Regions from separate parts of the Homo sapiens genome. Here region 2 is linked to region 1. The links are chromatin loops, found by intact Hi-C in ENCODE. Cell type or tissue: endothelial cell of umbilical vein. All regions are shown on one strand. Region 1 overlaps DCAF5 (DDB1 and CUL4 associated factor 5). Region 2 overlaps ACTN1 (actinin alpha 1).

Evidence for each region. Hi-C counts contacts between places; a loop is a spot of excess contacts. Peaks named below come from ENCODE experiments on the same cell type or tissue, not always from the same donor. Only the 100,000 strongest peaks of a DNase experiment are listed, where the experiment ranks them.
Region 2: a loop joins it to region 1, with 5 times the contacts of the local background. A loop is called at or near these places in 5 of 110 quality-filtered maps.

The regions. Positions count from the first base shown.
Region 1 is chr14:69,075,615-69,083,614 of GRCh38, reverse strand. The region is part of intron 6 of DCAF5 (DDB1 and CUL4 associated factor 5); the gene reads left to right. It also overlaps the pseudogene DDX18P1. Among named protein-coding and RNA genes, the nearest start is that of DCAF5, 74 kb to the left of the region's middle. In endothelial cell of umbilical vein, no CTCF peak of the experiment used is centred here; DNase peaks (open chromatin) are centred at 3,954, 4,384 and 5,594; H3K27ac peaks cover 5,185 bases.
Region 2 is chr14:68,937,089-68,945,088 of GRCh38, reverse strand. The region is part of intron 1 of ACTN1 (actinin alpha 1); the gene reads left to right. It also overlaps the pseudogene BANF1P1. Among named protein-coding and RNA genes, the nearest start is that of ACTN1, 38 kb to the left of the region's middle. RefSeq lists enhancers at 1,980-2,769, 2,770-3,560, 5,080-5,913, 6,200-6,344, 6,123-6,417 and 1 more, a cis regulatory region at 6,266-6,279 and a silencer at 6,123-6,417. In endothelial cell of umbilical vein, CTCF peaks have their summits at 3,124 and 7,123; DNase peaks (open chromatin) are centred at 3,158, 4,968, 6,198 and 7,088; H3K27ac peaks cover 4,184 bases.

The sequences.
Region 1 (8,000 bases):
ACACATCTCCATTTTGAGCATCTGATAAGCCCACATTCATAGAATGTTTTGATTTTTTAACCTTTCCACCTCCCGTTGTTTCTTCAGACACATCTGTATTTTGAGTTTCGGACAGGGTCAGATTTGAGGCCCCCTGCAACTTTAGGTTCCACTGCCGCAGTTTGAGGTTCCACTTCTTGATCTTCTTGCGTAGGAGTTTCATCAGCAGGTGAGACATCCTGTCCAAGCAGTGTCTAGACCACGGGGCCAGACAGTACAGCTACTCAGTTCCGGAATATAACTTTATTAAATCAGCCATTTATAACTCTTTTTGAATCCTGGACCTTTTTGAAACTCTAAAAGCTATAAACAGTCATCTCAGAAAAATGTACACATCTACATTGTTTTCCATATAATAATAAAGTGTTTATGGAACTCTTGAAACCTAGAGGCTCAGGTATTATCAATCCTGGATTAAGATTTTACCTTTGGATTATGTTGTCTTTTAGTCTGTTTACTGATGCAATTTTAGAACTTAAAAGCTTAAAAGGTTTTGGAGTATGTGAGGCCTGCTAGGTATGGTCTGGTTTGTAATCGTTCAGTTGTAAAGGAACACAAGGTGACCTGGATTGTTCTTAGGAACAAGTGGAATTGATGTAATCTGGTGACAGGACATGGCAGTTCTTTAATGCATGGCTCCTGGCTAAGAGTCTGGCCCCACTAGGAAATCCCTGGTAGATGTTAATGAAGGGGAACAGAGTATAACCTGTCTCATCCTCCTCCTTAGAAATTTTACTTTTAGTAGAAGAGCTTTGCCTCTTTTTGAGATATCTTCAAGCTTTGGAGAAAAAATAATGTTACTTCCTCAGAATGCTGGAACACCTTTGCTTGAATGAAGAGTATAAATACTCATATATGGACTGAAGTGAGTGCTATCATCTCCTCACTCCCCAGTCCTCACATACAAAAACTGAAGCCCATGGAGGGGGGCTAATGGTTAATGGCCCCTCATCTTGCTCAGGTTTCCAAAATGGTTTGCCAAATAAAGATTCATCTTTAAGTAACGCTGGCCACTTTGTTATAACCAGCTGTTGGTAATTTACAGCACTTTTTTCCTTTTCTGCTGATTATTTGACTGTTATTGGCTGCCTTTATGGAATATTCCTTAATAGAATTTTTTCTACACAGAACCCATAAAGGTTGGTTATTTTAATAAACTGAAAGATCCAGAAGCCTAATGGAGCTGAAATGGCAAATGGCTCAAAGAAGCAAGAATAATGTAACTTCACTTGCAAAAATAGTGTTAATCTTATGGGTATGCGTATTTGTATGCTTTTATTGGGAGGCAGTGAAATTTCTCTTACCACAAATAAAATAAATCTACGGCTTTGCCCATTTCCAAAGAAAATTTGCTCTGATTGCTTTGGTTGGTATTTGTGGCAAGCACTGGTTATAAATGGTATGATCAAAGGTGTATTATATGCCAGTTAGCAAACCTTTTTCTGGAAATAGTCATCTAGAGAGCATATCACAAAGTTTTCAATCACATTGTTTTTCCCTTTCTGACAGAAGGTCAGGGGAAAATAAGAGCTGTGTTTGATTTAAATTTAAATAGCAGTCTCTCTGCTGTTACTGATCCAGGCTAGCGAGCCATCTGGTTTTTCTGTCCTAGTCAATACAGCTAATTAGACAGGCATGCCATTTACTGGAGAATCATTAATCAATTACTATGGAAGGAGCCTTTGGAGAGAACTGGGTAAGTTGATCAGTACTCAATGAATAGTAACTGATTGATATGTTTCCTTCTTCATCAACAGATGTTGGAGAAGATCAAATCCTGTGTAAGCACGCACCACAAACACACACATACACACACACACACATTTTCTATAAAGGTCAATGGATTGACAGAGGACATTTGGGTCAGTGAGACAGTGACAAATACCAGTCAGTAATCTTTTTCAGTGTTGTTCTTGGTGGTGGTCATGATGGTGGTTCCTTCCTGAAATCTATTGAGAGAGAGTTGTTGATCTCTTCCTATGCTCGAGCAAGTTAGTATCTCCACACTGACAGTGGATTGGATGAAACACCACCATGCACTGGCCTCAGGTTAACCCTACTTAAAATGTCTAGATCAGTAAACATTCAGATCAGTAAATAGCTTGCCCTCTTGGACCACAGAATGAATGAAAAGTGAGGTGAATCAGAATGTGGCCAACTTTTAACCTTTGTAGCCAGCTGGGAAAGATTATGGATAATGTGTGTCCACACAACTCATGTTCATTTTAGCATTGATATTTCCCACCTTACCCACAAAACCAAACAAAAATTAAATATATCTTCCACGCTGATCTAATTGTAGTCTATGGATCTCCTACCTCCCCCTCAACTCAGGGTGTTTTGGGAAATGGGGACTTTATTGCCTAGATAATGAAGTATTTATCTAGAAAGAATGAAGTATTCTTTCTTCCTCTTGGAGCCCCGCCCTGTTCTTCTCAATAGAGTATAAGATAAAAGGCTGTGCGAAGTGAGTTTCATTTTTTTTGTTTTTTATTTTTTCTTATATTCTTTTAAATCTTATTATTTATTTTTTCCTCTTACATTTGTTATTGCCTTTTTTTAGTACTAAAGCAGAACATGAAGTGAGTTTTTAATCTGTGGTTTCCCCCTCGTCATGTTTAGAATGACGTTAAAAAAAATAACTTAGAGAAGGCAATGAATTTTTCATATTCATGTCCCCATTTGGCCACAAACTTCATATCACTTTATTTAGTTTTTGCCTTTCTAAAGTTGAATAGTAATTTTTAGTTTTTTTCACAGTAGTGTATTAAATATGAACGTTGGTTGTGAAGTCATACATCATAAAAGGAAATAAAAAATATGAAACATAGGAATTTTGGGTAACCAATTTTTCTACTATGTTTCTATAGCTTGCCTATTTATATAGGAGTATCTGCTGTTGAGCCTTTCTGTTATCTAGGCCAGAAGCATTTTGCTCCAGGTCAGCTTCAGACCCCAAACACCAGATTTCCTGGGTGAGAATGAGCAGGTACTATTTGAAATTAGATCATCAAGATAAAAGAAAAGACAGAGAGAAAAACCTGTGCCTCCAATTTCACTACTTGAGGTGAAGTTCAGTTTTCTGGTTAATTGAAATAATTACTGTGTTTCTTAAGTTTTAATACGATGAAGTACTTTGGGTTTGTTTCCTTTGGTAGTGAAACAGTGCCACTGGCACTGTTTGGTCTTTGTTTTCTTGCTTATATTTCCTTGTATCCCACAGCAAATATTTGTAAGATGGCCCGCCTAGACCTGCAGTGTCCTGGTGGTCCTCTTAAGCACTAACCATCAGCAGCGCCCCACTCAGTGGCCCCAACCAGCCTGAGTCCAGGAGGGGATGATCCTTTCAGCATAGCTTTAGAAGACAGGAATCTTTCTAGCTGCTCTTATGATAGTAAATGTATCTCTGTACTCAGCTCACTTGAAATAATCTTTATTTCCACAAAGCTTAAAAAAAAGACAAAAGAGCTCTTAATGGCTACCTTATATTTTAAAATAGCCAGAACTCTGTCTGCTCTCCTGGAATACTCTTCTCCCAGATATCCACATAACTTGCTGCCTCATTTCCTTCAGGGCTCTATTCAAAATACCATTTTATCAAAGAGGCCTTCTGTGACCACCCTCTGTAAAACGGAAACTAACACCCCAACCCCCAGCACTCCCTATATGCGCTAACCTGCTGTTTAATTTTCCTCTGTAATATTTGTCACCACTGGACACATTATATATATATATGTTATTTTTTGTTTAACTTTTTTTTGCTCTACCCACATTATATATGTCTGTAATATTTTCCTCTTCCCATTAATGGAATGTAAGCTTCATGGGACAGGAACAGGGTCTCTTTTGATCAACTCTGCCTTCCCTTCCCTGGAACAATGCCTAACACATATTAGACATTCAATAAATATTTGTTTAATGAATAAAGGAATGACCTCACTTTTATTTCTGTCCTTATAGTCAGCAGTATCCCAGGCAGCCAACTTTTAATGCTAGAAGGCATCCAGCAGACAACCGTGAAATGCCATAATGAATTCTGCAGGACAGTTTTGTGATTCCAGAGTGTGTGAACACTTAAATGCCCTTACTAGATGGCAGCGAGGCAAGACGCCCTCCCTAAAAATCATCCCTAGCTGTTCTCTTATGGTGGGTGGAAGAAGAGTTCCAAGAGGAAGAGAGATCAGGAGTTGCCTTTATCCCTAAGAGGAAGCCTGTACATTCTATGCATTTTCTGCATATTTTAGGAGCTGTCATATTAAACCCAACAGGCCTTAACTCTGGGAGAGTTTTCTTCCTTCTAAGGCAGTCTTCTGAGTCAGCATTCTGTCTGAGAATCCTGTTTTCCCTTCTCATGGCTTTGCCCTGATGAATAGCCGAACAAATAGGAAAGCACTGATGCTTCACGATGAAATAGTAAAACCCCTGATAAGACCACTGGGCTCACTCTTCTTAAATATTACTTTTTGTTTGTTTAGTTTGCAGTGGTATGGGGGGCAGGGTAGCAGGAATTCCACATGAAGTTGATAGCCTCTTTTAAACGTGTAACGTAACAGGAAATGGTGGTGCCCGCCTGTAGTCCCAGCTGCTGGGGAGGCTGAGGCATGAAAATTGCTTGAATCCTGGAGGTGGAGGTTGCAGTGAGCCGAGATTGCACCACTGCACTCCAGCCTGGGCGGCAGAAACTCTGTCTCAAAAAAAAAAGTGTACATTAAATATATATGTACATTTACATTGTTGTGTAACCATCACCACTATCCATCTCTAGAACTTCTTCTTCATCTCAAACTGAAACTCTCTGCCCACTAAACATCAACTCCCCATTTCCCCTGCCACTAGGCCCTGGCAACCACCATTCTACTTCGTGTCTGAATTTTCATGACTACTCTAGTAGGATCATATAGTATTTGTCTTTTTGTGACTGGCTTATTTCAGTTAGCATGATGTGATGTCCTCAGAGTTGATCCATGTTGTAGCATGTGTCAGAATTTCCTTCCTTGTTAAGGCTGAATGATGTTGATGGACACATAGGGGATTGATTCCACCTCTTGGCCATTATAAACAGTGCTGTTATGAACATAGGTTGCAAGTATCTCTGATCTTGTTTTCAGTGCTTTTGGATATATACCCAGAATTGGAATTGCTGGATCATATGATAATTCTATCTTTAATTTTTGGGGGAACTATTTTCTGGGTCTTTGTTTTGTTTTTCATAGTAACCATTCTGATGGGTATGAGGTGGTATCTCATTGTTTTGATTTGCATTTCCCTAATGATCAGTGATGTTGAACATCTTTTTGTGTGCTTAGTGGCCATTTGTATATGGCCATGTTCTACTTCTTTGGAGAAATGTCTGTTCAAGTCCTTGGCCCATTTTTAAAATCATGTTGTTTTTTCTTTGTTGTTGTTGTAGTTTAGGAAACTTTTAAATTAAAGTTTAACAAGACTGGCCTTATGAGTTTCCTTGTCTTGAGCATGTTTGTGGAGTGACTTATCAAATCACTTGGGCTGGCAGCTTAGGGACTTTTCAGGTCTAATCCAGCCTCCAACATTCCTTCACAGTGTAATCATAGAATCTTAGAATTAAATGAGCCTTACAGAGCCACCAGTCCAGTTCTCTCATTTTGCAGATAAAGAAACTGAGCCCACTGCTTTTTCCACTGTGCCCTGATTACCTAATCCCTATAGATAGCATTTTCTTCATCTTTAAACCCACCTGTCTTTGCCTTTTTTCTCATGTTCCTACAAGTGTTTTGAAGGCTAGGAAATTGATTTTAAATGATTGCACAGTATTTAGTAATTTATGTTAGGCAGGAGGTTGTGTGTATGTTGGACTTACACTTTTTGGGGATGTTCGATGTCATTTTCAAGTATGACATTTTCTTTAGAAAACTCTAGACCTGGCTAGGCGTGTAGCCTATTCCTATAATCCCAACACATTGGGAGGCTGAGGCAGGAGGATCCCTTGAGCCCAGAAGTTTGAGACCAGCCTGGGCAATGGAAGTGAGACCCCTGTCACTATAAAAAATTAGCTGGGTGTGGTGGTGCCTGCCTGTAGTCCCAGCTACTTGGGAGGCTAAGGCAGGGCAATCATTTGAGCCCAGGAGGTCGAGGCTGCAGTGAGCAATGATTGTGCCACTGCACTCCAGCCTGGGTGACAGAGCAAGACCCTGTCAAATAAATAAATAAATAAATAAATAAATAAATAAATAAGCTACATGTCGTGGTGCATGCCTGTGTTCCATCTCCTGGGGAGGCTGAAGCAGGAGGATCACTGGAGCCCAGGAGGTCGAGACTGCAGTGAGCCATAATCGTGCCACTGCACTCTAGCATGGGCAACACAGCAAGACGCTGTCACATACACACACACAAAAGGAAAACAGTAGGCCTTTCTTTTTCAGGGAAATGAGCAGATGGGGGCAAAAGACAGGACGAAGTAATGCTGACCTCACCTTAAAGTAAAACACGTTAATCACTGGAAATAAATGAACTCTCAAAATTACTCTCTCGTTGCTATTAGACAATGTTAGACAATACTTTTATGAGTTCACATTAGAGTAGATCTGGCACAGTGTCCTTTTTGAGATCAAGCAGTTTGGAGCTGCCACATAAGAGACCACTGCTTATGCCCAGGCACTAATTCATGGCTATGTTGGTGATGGCTTCCTGCTCAAAGATATCAGCTGGCAGTAAGGAAGTTCAGGATACTTGGCCTTACGTGAAAGATCTCTGGGAAGCTCCTAGTTTTTACGTTCTGCATTAAAATTTTTTTTTAATTGTGGTAAAATATACATAACATGAGATTTACCATTTTAACCATTTAAAAATACACAGTTCAGTGGCATTAAGTACAATCACATTGCTGTGCAGCCATCACCACTATCTACCTTCAGAACTTCTTCATCATCCCAGACTGAAACTCCCCAACAAACGCTAACTCTTCATTCTCCCTCCTCTTAGCTCCTGGCAACCACTTGCTGTTTCTGTGAATTTTATTACTCTAAGTGCCTCATATAAATGGAGTCATACAATATCTGTCTTTTTGTTTCTGCCTTATTTCATTTAGTATAACGTCACGGTTTATCCATGTTGTAGCATGTGTCAGAATTTCATTCCTTTTAAAGGCTGAATAATATTCCATTGTATGTATTACCACATTTTGTTTATCCATTCATCTATCAGTAGACCCTTGGGTTGTTTCCACCTTTTGGCTATTGTGAATAATGCTGCTATGAAAATGGGTATACAGATATCTCTTAGAGTCCGTGCTTTCAATTCTTGGATATATACCTAGGATTGTAATTGCTGCATCATGTGGTAGTTCTATGTTTAACTTGTTGAAGAATTGCCATATTGTTTTCCACAGCAGTTGCACCGTTCGTTAGTCATTCCCACCAGCAATGCACAAGGGTTCTCACTTTCTCCACATCCTTGCCAATACTTGTCAATTTTTTTTTTTTTTGGTAATAGTCATCCTAATGGGTGTGAAATAGTATTTCATTGTGGTTTTGATTTGCATTTTTCTAATTATTAGTGATGTTGAGCATCTTTTCCTATACTTACTAGCCATTTGTATATTTCTTTGGAGAACTGTCTAATTTGCCCCTTTTTTGAATTTTTTGAATTAGGTCATTTTTTGTTGTCGTTGCTGAGTTTTAGCTAACATGCCTTTTGATTTGCAGGTATTTTTAAGAGGGTGTTTGCTGTGTGGTGCCTTATAAATATATGCCCATTTATCTTGTTTATTTAAAGGAAATCTCTGTACAGATAGATATATTAAAAATCAGTATGTTTAGGCCAGTTGTGGTGACTCACACCTGTAATCCCAGCACTTTGGGAGGCCAAGGCCAGCGGATCACCTGAGGTCAGGAGTTTGAGACCAGCCTGGCCAACATGGTGAAACCCCATCTTTACTGAAAAATACAAAAAATTAGCTGGGCGTGGTGGCGTGTGCCTGTAGTCCC
Region 2 (8,000 bases), 140 kb after region 1:
GTTCAAGCGATTCTCCTACCTTAGCCTTTTGAGTAGCTGGGATTATGGGCACGTGCCACCACACCCAGCTAATTTTGTATTTTTAGTAGAGACAGGGTTTCACCATGTTGCCCAGCCCCACACACGCGTAGGGTGACCTACAGCTACCTGCTCCACACACGCATAGGGTGACCTACAGCTACCTGACCCACACACGCATAGGGTGACCTACAGCTACCCGCCCCACACACGTGTAGGGTGACCTACAGCTCTGCCTATACCTGTTATGCTGGTGTAATTATTAGTAGACCCCCTGGTGCCTTGGTTTGGATGACAGGTTATGTGGGCCCCCTTCACATTTACGAACTTTTCATCTAATACTCCCCAGCCTTATAGATTCACTGACTCCCTTGGGGCAGTGATCAGACACACTGCCCCCCTACAGCCCCCCAGGATCAGTTCAGGGTCCTGTTTTAGCCTTATGCCTTCCAGGACCTTTCCTATAGGCACTGGATCTTAGTGTACAAAAATACACGCATTGATAAAATCTTTGCTTATTGTTTGTCTTCTCCATTAGACTGCAGGCTCCATGACTTAGGACAGTGCCTGTATTTGCCCACGATGTAACCCTAGTCCCTGATACAGAATGAGTGCTCAGTAAGAATTTATGGAAGGAAGGAATGAATGAATCTGGCTGCAGCTGTCTGGCAGGGGAGGCCTGGAGCCTGGGCGAGTCTGTAGAATCTGCAGTGGCCTGCGTGAGGGAGGCTGCCAACATCGGGCCAGTCCAAGCCCTAGCAAGCCAGTTGCCCACACTCTGGCACACATCATCGGCTTGGTGGCCCCTTTAATTATTCATCGGTCTTTCTCAATGGCCTTTGTGTTCAGAAACCCAAGACAGAATTCAAACCCTCTTTCCATCTCCCTAAAACTGAGACCTGGAAGAAAAACCTGCTGGCCCATTCTGCATCCCCAGGGGGCCAGCAGGTCCACAGCCTCCTCTCGTGGCTGGCTTTAAGCGTTGAAGTGTCCTGGGCTGCCCTGTGGCTCTCCTCCCCAGTCCACTGGGCTCAGGGACTGCCTGGGCACAGCTGAGTGGGTGCCCGTGTGGCTTGAGACTGAGCAGGGACTGGTGCAGGCTGGTGGGCAGAGCTGGATGAGTCCCCATCATTCCCCAGCCTGAACGGAGTCTGAAGGCTGGCCTGGAAGAGTTTAGCCTCCCAGCAGAGTGGAGCAGGCTCAGGCTTTGACCGACCTAGTTCACACCTCAGTTCTGCCTCTTGCCAGCTGTGTGACTGTGGGGAACTGGCCCTTGGTGTCCTGTTCCTTTGTTCCTTTAACCTAGAATTGTTGAGTGGACTTGCTGAGATGGCGCATGCCTCGTGGGTGATGATAACAGTGAGTGAGCACTCACTGAGGGTTATAATGGTAGCCAACATCTTTGAGCAACCCTAGGATATGATTCCCTCTCCTTCCCTCACCTCCCCTTGGGGCTCCCTGAAGTCCACGTTGCCATCAGTGTCCCCATCTTGAAACTGAGGATGGAACGCTGATCTTTCCTTTCAAGGTTGGGGGGAGGGGGCTGGGGAGCCGAAAGCACCCCAGGGCTGCCCTTGCTGCAGTGTCTGAAGTGAAGCCTAGGAGCCCCGGTGCTGGTGGGCAACAGCAGGCGTGGATCTCTCTGATCTTTGAAGAGGACTGTGAATACACTGACCACAGGCGGAAGCCCCTTGTCCCGTCCTGCCCTGCACTACCCAGAGGTCCCTGGGCTTCTCAGCAGAGGTGGACAGATCTGCTTGCAGCTGCCCTTCTTCCCACGCTTCTGGAAATGGAAGTTCCCACAGACACATTCCTGTTCCTCAGCTTGCTGCTCCCTGCTTGCTGATACCTTGCCGCCCTGTCCCTCAAACCGGGCTGGCCATACCAAGGTGTTGGCGAGCTGCTCAGCCTGCTGAGCTGTTGACACCCCAGACCACCGCCGGCCTAGTGGACAGGCCAGGAAGGCAGTGATGGCACTGGGTCACATTGTCCTGGGCCTGGGTGAGGGTTTCTGTGCTGCTTTTTAATGTGCTGATCTGTGTGTTTGTGTTTTGGGAGAAGAAACTTTGTGTTGCGGAACCTCAGGTGAAGAGAATTGAGGTCGTTAGGCTCCTCCGTCATGGCCCAGTGTCATCTCGGGGCCATGCAAGGCCTCTGTGTGTCCGTCACATTTTATCCTACAATCTCCTGTGATGGATATGCAGATTGTCCCCAGCTGCTCTCCTGCTGACACAAATGAGGCAACGATGAACATTCTCCCATACATCCCAGTGCAGCTGTGTGAGGATTGCATTGAGCAGGGAATTGCTGGGTTGCAGGGAATTTCCTGATACGCTGCTGAGTTACCCCCTAAAATGGCTGTACAGTCTACTCTCCACCAGCCGGGCACGAGGGCTTCCGGATCCCTCAACCCCACCAACATTCGGCGTAATCAACTTTCTAATTGTTTGCCTGTCTATTAGGTGTAAAGAGATGCATTTTAGTTTTGAGCTGCAGCTGAAGAGGAACTCTCCTCCAAGTGCCAAGACTGCTCCCCTCCTCCAGTCAGCTCTCTTGGAACCAGAAACTTCCTCCTGGGTGGTGTTGAGAATCATGGTGATGCTCTGCAGAAAACCTCTCCTCTGTAAGGAGTGGCAGTTTATAGATACAGCCCGTTAATGCCTCAGTCCCTGCAGGAAGTTCTTTTTTTTTTGAGCTGGGGTCTCACTGTCTCCCAGGTTGGAATGCAGTGGTATGATTATGGCTCACTGCAGCCTCGACCTCCCTGGGCTGGGGTGATCCTCCCACCTCAGCCTCCTGGGTAGCTGGAACTATAGGGGTGCACCATCATGCCTGGCTAACATTTTTAAATTTTTTGTAGAGACAGAGTTTTTTGCCTGTTGCGTAGGTTCCTGCAGGAAGTTCTGCTCCCTGGGAGTGTCTGCTCCAGTCCCACCCCGGGGGTGCAAATCACTGCTGTGACTTGTGGTGGCTTGTGATGCTTCCACAGTTGCTGAACTTGTTGCCTCATCCCCTGGTATCTCTGGCATCCTGCGGGCTTGGGTTTCCTGGAGCTTTGAGAATTCCTTTGCAAAGTCATGTGGCTGCTGCCGGGTGGTTGTCCCTCAGGGAGGAGGTGGGTGGCGCTGTGGCATTGGCTTGGAGTTTGGGCTGGATCAGTGCTGAGGTCCTATTGATCAAGTTTTGACTGAGTCAGAGAGGTTGGGGTGCAGTGCCTGCTGGATCCTGCTAGCCCAGATGAAGGAACACACTGGGTGCCAAGGTGTCCCCCATGATCCCTTGATGCTACCTGGGACCGTTTAGTAGACAAGGGCAATTCCATGGGTCCTGGAGTCGTTCTTTTTGTCTCATGCCTTTCCATGAGCACCCTTTCTCTTGTCTTTCTTGTACTTTAGTAATGAACTCTAGACACTATTAACTACTTAGGGTGTGCTGGGCTTTTTGCATAGATTATCTCATTGAAACTCCTTACCAAACCAGTTGAGAAAGGTATTATCCCTGTTTTACAGATGAGGAAACTGAGGCTCAGAAAGGTCAAGAACTTGCTTAGGTTCCAAGGTTAGTAAGTGGCAGACCCATATTGAACCCAGCTCTTCTGTGCCCAAATCCGTTCTTAGCCACTAAGCCTTGGTCCTCAGAGTGTGGTCTCTGGACCGGCAGCATCAGCATCACCTGGATACTTGTTAGAAATGCAGTTTCTCTGCCGGCCTAGAACTTTGGAATCAGAAACTGGCGGTGGGGCCCAGCAATCTGTATTTTAACAAGCCCTCCAGGTGATTCTGGTAAATGTTCAAGTTTACATATTCAAGTTTGAGAACCACCGCACTGAATTATCCTGCTGTTCTTTTTTCTATTTTTTCTGCCTGGCTTCTCCCCTTTTGTCATTGGGCCAGTCACTGTGAGCCCAGACTTTGAACCCTGGCTGCTCTTCAGGGGCTTCATGCCCCTTTTAAAGAGGTGCAGTAATTCGTCCTCTGGGGCCTCCACAGGAACCCCTCCCAAGTCCCCAAAAGCAGTTGACAGAACTGATGCTCCAGCTGACAGCCTGGTGACCGGAACCACCATGGGGGTCAGAGTTCCCAGTCACTATGCCCAAGGAGGTGCTTTGAGGGGTCCGGGTGACCCAGGGGTGGACTGTGGGACAGACCAGGACAGAAGCTCCTGCTGGGAGATTATTTTAGGGGCACAGAAAGGAGACTTGGAAAACTTCCTTGTCCAAGCAGGATCTCTTTCTTTCTTGCAAATTTGTAATGATAAGTGGTTTGACCTTTGGAGAGGAGCTTCCACACAGGGGTTTGGAATCTAGGCAGGTCCTTGTTTCTGGTCAACAAGGCACATTCAGGAGAAATGACCCTGGGGAGAGGATAGAAGCTAATTTTTTTTTTTTTTTTTTAAGTAGAGACAGGGTCTTGCTATGTTGCCCAGGCTGGCCTTGATCTCCTGGCCTCAGGCAATCCTCCTGCCTCAGCCTCCCAAAGTGCTGGGATTGCTGGTGTGAGATACCAGAGCCAGCCTTATTTAATTTTTGAGCCCCTACCGTAAGTCTAGTTTTGTGCTATTTAATTCTTAGCCCAACCCCAGGAGGGGTGGATTTCATCATCCCATTCCACAGATAAGACCATGGAGGTTTCAAGCTGGAAGACTGAGGGTCATACCTCAACTACATGGAGGGGTCAAGTTAGGGGCCAGAGTCTGCCAGACCCCGGGTTCCCATATTGTATGAGTAGCAGGCTGGGCCAAATCCCTGTCAGCTGGGGGAGTTCTCTATGGAATTGAGTGACCCAGAGCTCTCAGCATCTGTGCCAAAAAAACCAAATGACCTCACTTTTGGTGGCTTTTCCTTCTTTGGGGAAGGAATGTGCTGGCCACTGCTGGGAGCTACAGCCTGCTGAGGCCTGTGTGCTCTCAGACCTGCAAGGGCCAGAATCAGACTCCAGACATGGGGGAGGGGTTACAGCAGGACCAAACTGTAACCCCGGAGGACCGGGGAGGAGGCTGTTCTCACACTGGCCTCCCGGAGCGGGTGCCACTCTGCTTCGAAGACCAGCTCCGCCCATTTAGTAATCCTCATCTCAGCAGGCTTACCAGCCACTGTTCAGTAGCTGAACTAGCTCAATTACATCAGTCCCCCGAGAGGGCTCTGGTCCAGGGCCTGTCTTTGAGCCTGGTTTCTTTCCAATGGGCCAAATGGGTTAAAAACAAAACCACGTCTTGATATAAAAGGCTTAGCGGGGTCCTGGAACATTTTAGTTTAAAAGAGAAATAACAGCTTTATTGAGATGTCATTCACATACCCATACAATTAACCCATTTATACAACTTCATGGTTTTTAGGATAGTCACATAAATGGGCAGCTATTTTTGCCATCAGTTTTGAACATTTTTATCACCTTAGAAAGATATTCTGTACCCCTTAGCTATCACCTCCCCCAACTCCTCCGTTCCCAGCCCTAAGAAACCACTAATCAAGCCGCTTTCGGTCTTCCTAGGTGCTTTTGTGTTTTAACATCTAGTGAGTGCTTGGTCTGCGTCTGGTAGCAGACTGAGCCCTTTGCACTAGCTCACATAGCCCTCCCTCGTGACTACTTTATGGGCTGCAGGCTCATTTTATCTTTATTTTATTATTACTATTTTCACCATCATCATTCTGGCCCACAGAAGTCTTTACTGATGTGAGAACCAAGGCTCCGGGAGGCCCAGTCGCAAGTACTGGACAGAGCTAGCTGGTGGCTGGCAGTTGGGGTGGGCTCTTGGGTCCCTGGGAGGGGTGAGGCTGTGGATGGTGACAGATTGGCTGAGGCAGTTGACTCTCATTGGCGAGGAGCTAAGAGGACAGACCTGTTTCTTCACTAGGATCGTGTGTCCACCTGTTTTAAAGTGGCTCTGATTTCTCCTGGGAGCCCATAGGTTCCACCTGTACCAGGCAAGAAGGAGCTGGGCAGTCTGCCTTCTGGGGGGCCTTGGATGGCAGGGAGGCCAGATCAGAGTCTCATGGTGGCCCAGGAGCCCTCTCAAGCACGGTGCCTTTGTTAGGCCTCCCAGAAAAAGCTGCAGGCCCCCTGCTTCTTGGCCCTGGTGACCCTCTGGGTGTCTGGTGCTATGTCTTTTGAAATGGGCTGTAGATGGGTGTAAACCAGGAAATGCAGGCTCCACTCCCCCCTCCCCATCTCCTCCTCTTGGCCAGAGGCCCGTCTCAGAGTTCTCTCATCAGTGGGGAAAAAAAACAACAGGACTTCTTTCTTGCTCTGTGAATGATTAACTTTGATTAAATAGACAGTGGATGGGAAGTGAGAGCATGCTGACCGCTGACATTGACTGGGCTCCTGATGTGTCCAGGGTATCTTGCTGGCTGTTTTGCTTCCATTGTCATAATCTTCACAAAGTGGTGATGTTCTTTATCCCCATTGTAAGGTGAGGCAATTGACACCTAGACAGTTTAACTAAAGCCACACAGCCAGTGAGTGGTGAGGACCTGCTGGGTTAACATTGTTTAAGTGTCTGTTGTGGACACAGCACCAGGCTAAGTCTTTCAGGACATAGGGTCTAATTTGGTCGTCTTTCATTCTGTGCCATTGTAGGCCTTGTTATCCCCATTTTACAGATAGGGATCCTGAGGCTAGGATTAAATCTCCTGTCCAAGCAGACAGATGTAATGTGAGGTGTGGGCTGGCACTGGAGCCTAGGTCTGTCTTGTTCCAAAGTCCAAGGTGCACCCCCAGTCCCCCCTACTCTGAATCTCCAGGACCCCAGCACTCACATGTCCTGGGGACAGGCTGTTAGAGCAGTGCCAGGTCTCAGCAGAGGCCTGGTGGTTGTCAGCTTTTTCAGCAGCCACTCCCAGGTGGGTGGGAAGTGGGCAGATCTGGGTGGAGATGTTCCCGAAGACTCTGCTTTTCATCAGCGCATGAACCAGCTGACGGCTGGCTTTGAAGGGCTGGCAGTCAGCCCCTGATAAGTTAGCCAGATACTCCTATTTACCATGCCAGAACACTGGGCATCTGAGATCACTTCTGGGCAGGTCTTTGCTTAGACAAACCACCCAGGGCCCACGCCCTGGCCAGACTGGCCATACTTGTATGGGGGTCAGAGGGATTCCAGCACGCCCCCTGGCTGCACCTCAGTAACGTCTTCAACATCAGTGGATGCTGCAGAGGACTCAACGCTGAGCACAGGTGCTGGCCTGGCCTTCTCCAAGGACCCTGCTGGTTCACACACCCCGCCCACACAGCAGGGGGCTGGCTTGGGCTGGCAGGGTGCTTGCCTGGGGAGGCTGGTGAGTTTGTTTTTGACTCGATGAGCCTAGACCAGAGTCCTGGGTGCTCTACTCAGGGAGAAGAACGACCATCAGACGAGAAGCTGGCTTGTATAGGAAGCTGTGTACCATTTTCAGGAAGTGTAGAAGCTCATTTGGGTGATTTCCTGGGGTCACTTGGCCAGAGCACAGCCCTTTATCTTACCCAGTTAGCAGTTTGCTGTCTTAATTATTGGGGAGATGTGTGTGATTGCTGGTGTATCCTCATGTCCTGCTCCCTAATTATGACTTTCTTTAAGATTTTACACTGATAAGGCACTTTAAAGTTCTTCAGAGCCTTTTCCCTATATTATATCTTATTTTATTCTCAAACTCATTCTTTTAAATAGATGGGATAATTTTTTCATTTTTTATCTTTATTTTGGAAACATCCTTTTTCCTCCTCCATAATACCTGAGCCTTGTCCCACCCTTGCCAAATAATCCCAGAGAAATGGGAAGTCCTCTCTATCCTATCCTAGAGGTCTGACATAACAATTAAATGTATATATTCCCAGACAGACTTTTCTTTTTTCTTTTTTTTTTGAAAACCACTAACTTTATTGATCTAAAAAACTTTACAAGGACAGTGACTGTTCTGCCAAAAAAGGAGCCAAATGGTATCAAATGGACTGCAAGTGAGGGTGGGGGTGAGAGACGGGGCCAGGAATCCATGCAGGAAAGCTGATAAC